2 separate regions of the Homo sapiens genome follow, and region 2 is linked to region 1. A link is a loop called in an ENCODE intact Hi-C map of the cell type or tissue named here. Cell type or tissue: heart left ventricle. All regions are shown on one strand.

Region 1 (2,500 bases):
TGAAGCTTTGAGAGTTCATATTTTCTTTTTGGAGTTCTTTTCTGCCTCCTCCGTTTCCTAATGCTCTTACAAGCAGCTGATATTTACTAAGGGCCAGTCTCCTAGGCACTGACTGCACTGAGCACTTTGATCAAACACTTTTGTGACTCTTTCACCTTCACCCCAACCTGGTCCCAGGTGGCCACAGTGTTGTTCTCAGGGCCGTGCAGGTGCCCATAGGGTGCATGCCCCTTAAATTTGGGGCCTTAGGCACCTGCTTGCCTTCCCCTAGTTCCAGCCCCAGCCCACCGAGCCCCTGCTCTATTTTCCCCCCTTCATTCTCCACCAGAGTCAGAATCCACGTGGTTTTCTCACTGGTGTGCCAGCCCTTAGAACTGTGCTTGCACACAGTAGGTACTCATGAGTGCATGAGCAAGCGAGTGAGCCCCACAGGGACCCTGTGCATTAGGTTCCATCATTATGCATCATTCCTCTTTTCAGATGAGGAAGCTGAGGCACTCACAGGCTAAATAATTTGCCCAAGGTCCTCAGTAAGTGGAGGCTCCACCCTGGCTCTGAGGTCTTGGCCCTCGCAGACTGCTTCCTGATTCTGTCACTTTGGCTGCCCTGAGACGCTCTGGCTTGCAAAGGGCTCCTCAGTCCGGGAAACCAGTCAACATATTTCTAAAAGGAATTGTGTGATAAGTAAGAGGCCCTGAGTATCTAGGGAGTGTTTTCTCCCTCCCTTTTCCTAACAAGATAAGCCCCGCTATTATTTTCCAACAGATAAAACTGTGAGCTGAGGAAATTTGAAATTTTCTTAATTCTCAGCCCAGTTCTTGACCCAGTTCCTGTTATCCACCACCCAGCAGTGGTGTTTGTCCCTGGGCTGCTGGTTGCCTCTGATGGCTCATTTAGCCTCAGGGAAAGGTGGAAGAAAATGAAAACATCCCAGAGGGAGAGTTAGGCCTCCCAAGAGCGAGTGGCTGCCCCCCTCCAGCTCACAGGTATCTGGCCAGGGTGGGGGCACCGCTGTGTTGTAGACATGCTCCTTAAAGAGTGCTTTGTTCCCACTTGGAGTAGGGGACCCTCCCTCATAGGGCTGTGGCCTCTCTGCCAGCCAGGAAGGGCCTGAAGTCTGATGGAGGAGGGCATCTGAGGACAGGGTCTGAGAGTACACGGTGTGCTGGCCTGCTCTGTGGCTGGGGTCCTTGGGCGACTGCAGGCTGAGGCTGCTCAGCAGTGAGGAATGCTGAGTCAAGAGGATGAACAGCTTCTTTCTGAGAAGCCAGGGTGATCGCTGAGTCATGCCACTCTTGGCTAACACATGTGCAGCCTGCCCGGGGCTTTAGGGCTGAGCATAACCAGTCCTGCTTTTTATCTTCTCTTTCTCAACCCCATCTCTTCTTCAGGAAACATTTACCAGATGTGTGGCTTGAGTGTCCATTCCCGCAACAAAAACGCTCTGCAGTAAAGCTCCGAGATGGCTGTGTTTGTGTTGGACTGCTCTAGATGGTAACTTTGAACTGTGTCTTTCTGCTACTGCCTAGCTGCCTCCTTGCTCTCAGGGAAAGAGCTTCATTTTATTGCAAACGTATGATTAAAGTCATACATGGTCAATATTCTGAACTTTCTATCAGTTCTTAGCATCCCCACGAGGAAGCCTGGCTAATAATGGTGTAAACACAGTGATGGGGCTGTGTGGACTCTGAACTCGCTTCCAGGAATCTCTGAGCTGGGAGTCTGGTGACATGAATTCCATGTGCCGTGTTTTATTCATACCGCCCTGAAGTAAGAGCCATAGAGTTTAACCCCCTACAGAGTGGCTTGTTTCTAATTGATAGGGCTGATTGCCCATCATGAGGGTGGGCCTTTTTTATTGGACTTATTAAGAGACAATAGACTATGTGCATGCAGCCCAGAGTGCATAGAGCAATTTTGAGCCAGTCACGGACACGGAGAGCGGAGGGGAAGGGATAATGGGGCCGTGAGAGGCTCTCCTGCCCTAGGGTACCTCTCTTCCCTGGTATCATGCCCTCATTTCATGGTTGAGGAGAGGAGGAGGTAATGGGATCAGGGAGAGGGTGCACTTGGGAAGAAGAGGGTATATTTCTGGGAAGCCTCATGTAACATGAATGTGTGGTGCAGAGGGCCTGGAGGAAAGTCGCAGTGACTTTGGTATGGGGCAGAGAAGATCATGAACATGGGCACTGTGATAGTGGGGCTGACTTGATACCACCCGCTCCCACTGCCCTCCCACCGCCCTCCCTGTTCTCCAGCTTGTTTGAGGAGTGGTCTGAGCCCTCACCATGTCAATGCTTCACAGCTTCTCCCAACGTCTCAGTGCTGTTGCGTCTGCCTTCTGAAGCGTGTTAAATGTGCATTTCCCTCCGTGTCCACTGCCTTAGCCTGGAGCCCCTTCATCAAGCCCCGGGGACTGTTGTTCCAGCTACTAACTGGTCTCCCTGCCTCTACTTTCCCCTGCTCCAACCCTCTCCCAGCTTCCTAGACAGGGCATCTT
Region 2 (2,500 bases), 170 kb after region 1:
TTTTAAAATCTATTTTTAAAAACGTGTTCATCTGCTAATATACACCAGACCTTCAGCTAGTCTGGGGATACAGAGTTAGGAACCATCAGATACTTGTTGGCCAGGGAAAGTGACATACAAAGAAACCACATGCAAAACATGATTCATGACTATAGAGGACCAAGGCTCCAGGGAAAGCCACAAAGGCTTCACAGAAGAGGTGACAAATATTAAAAAAAAGAAAAAACCCAAAACTTGAATTAATCCATTCCTGACTAAGTCATGTTTATTTTAAAGTCCATTTTTGGCCAGGCAAGGTGGCTCACACCTGTAACCCCAGCACCTTGAGAGGCCGAGGTGGGCAGATCACTTGAGGTCAGGAGTTCAACACCAGCTTGTGGTAAAACCCCGTTTCTACTAAAAATGCAAAAATTAGCTGGACGTGGTGGTACGTGTCTGTAATCCCAGGTACTTAGGAGGCTGAGGCAGGAGAATCGCTTGAACCTGGGAGGTGGAGGTTGCAGTGAGCTGAGATTGCATCCCTGCACTCCAACCTGGGCAACACAGTGAGACTTCACTTCAAAAAAAAAAAGTCAATTTTCTCCTGGCCTGTTTCAAACATTCTCACTAGCATTAAGACCCGGGCTGTTTTAATTGTGAGTTCTTCTGAGCCTTCTTTCTTTATTTCCAGCCGTGGCCAATGTCATCGATGAAAACGTTAAGCTGTGCAGGAGGCTGATTGTCATTGTGGTCCCCGAATCGCTGGGCTTTGGCCTGTTGAAGAACCTGTCAGAAGAACAAATCGCGGTCTACAGTGCCCTGATCCAGGACGGGATGAAGGTTATTCTCATTGAGCTGGAGAAAATCGAGGACTACACAGTCATGCCAGAGTCAATTCAGTACATCAAACAGAAGCATGGTGCCATCCGGTGGCATGGGGACTTCACGGAGCAGTCACAGTGTATGAAGACCAAGTTTTGGAAGACAGTGAGATACCACATGCCGCCCAGAAGGTGTCGGCCGTTTCCTCCGGTCCAGCTGCTGCAGCACACACCTTGCTACCGCACCGCAGGTGAGCGGGTGGGAGGACACGAGGTTTGTCACGCACTGATGGAGGGTCTATCATTGCGTGGTGGCTCACAGCTGGAGGAGGACACGTTTCATCGGGGCCGTCTGCTCTGAAGCTGGCAGTTGCGTACTAGTGAGAGGATCTGTTGTGTTTGTTGTCATTTGTTTGCTTCGATCAGAGCTGCTTCTTCAGGGAAACACACGGCTTCTGCAGAAGGCCCTCTTTAGCCTATGGGCTTATTGACACATGCCCACTCACTGAGGCCTGGATGGATACAGCACTTGGGCCCCTTGAGAACAGGACATGGAGGGTTTTAGAAATGGCAGTGGACATGCCCGGAAGTTTGCCCATGATGTGGCACCCATAGAGTCTGAGATGGGAGCCTGTGCTGTCGGGGGACCACAGGAGGGCAGTCTAGCACCAGGAGAGGGTTGGCAAGGATAGCAGTATTTGTCCACGCCTGTCCAGTGTCTTCAGGGCCCCATGCTCAGGGGTCATTTGCTGTGTCTGCGTCTCTCTCACTCTGTCAGTGCAGACAAAGAGCTGCAAACACAGCCTTAGCACTTTGCTTCCAGAAGCAAGTTAAAAGTCACCTAGACCAGTGGGGACCCACGGGAGTGGCCATGACTGCCTCTTGGTCACCCTTCCATGTTTGAGAGGCTTTATCTGTCAAACTAAAGCAAGCAGGAATTCCTTTTCTCTCTCTTTTAGACACATGTCAACCAGAATTCTGAGCAGCCTGTGAGAGACGCAATTAGCACACAGATGATAGAATTATAGTCCAAGCAAGGCAAAGTCAGTTTCCAATGAGCCAATGTGCCCTTGTCACAGGCCAATTTATAACTTAATGATTAAAGGTTTTTAATACTAAAAATTAGCTGTAAACCCTCATCACTTTTTTCCAAGACCCTGGCCTGAGGGAATTAGGCATAGCTCAACCTTCTGAAGCTGTGGGTTGTTGACACTGAGACTTAGTAAGCAGTCAGTGGGGGCTGGAAGGGAGTCAGCCCTGAGAGCCAGCCGGCAGGGGCGAGAGAGGGAGCCAGAGGGTGTCAGGAGGCCTGTGGTCTTAGGATGGCATGGGGAGCAGGGTGGGTTAGGAGGTGCTGTGCCCTCGTTCACAGGCGATGGGTGGTACCCAGTGTGGGATGGACTTTCAGGTGCTAAGGAACCCACTCCTGTCTTTGAAGAGTTTATGTTCCAAGGTGACCTCACATTACACATTTGTTTAGCATCCTATGGAGGCCTCGACTTGACATTGGTCCACTCTTTATTTAACATTTGCTTTTTAAAATTTTTATTTCGGTAAACTATATGAACATAAAATTCACCATTTTAACAATTTTTAAGTGGCATTAAGTACATTCACACTGTTGTGCGGCCATCACCACCATCCATTCCAGAATTGTTTCATCCTCTCAAGCTGAAATTCTGTGCCCATTAAGCTATGCC

Evidence for each region. A loop is a pair of places that touch in the nucleus more often than their neighbours do. Peaks named below come from ENCODE experiments on the same cell type or tissue, not always from the same donor. Only the 100,000 strongest peaks of a DNase experiment are listed, where the experiment ranks them.
Region 2: a loop joins it to region 1, with 3 times the contacts of the local background. A loop is called at or near these places in 10 of 110 quality-filtered maps.

What each region holds. Positions count from the first base shown.
Region 1 is chr2:102,063,153-102,065,652 of GRCh38, forward strand. No RefSeq gene overlaps it. Among named protein-coding and RNA genes, the nearest start is that of IL1R2, 72 kb to the left of the region's middle. In heart left ventricle, no CTCF peak of the experiment used is centred here; DNase peaks (open chromatin) are centred at 589, 970 and 1,269; H3K4me3 peaks cover 620 bases; H3K27ac peaks cover 2,105 bases.
Region 2 is chr2:102,234,227-102,236,726 of GRCh38, forward strand. It overlaps IL1RL2 (interleukin 1 receptor like 2), which reads left to right. Exons shown (of 12, transcript NM_003854.4): 11 at 671-1,051. Among named protein-coding and RNA genes, the nearest start is that of IL1RL2, 48 kb to the left of the region's middle. RefSeq lists enhancers at 616-1,116, 1,117-1,617. In heart left ventricle, a CTCF peak has its summit at 1,429 (motif pointing right); no DNase peak of the experiment used is centred here.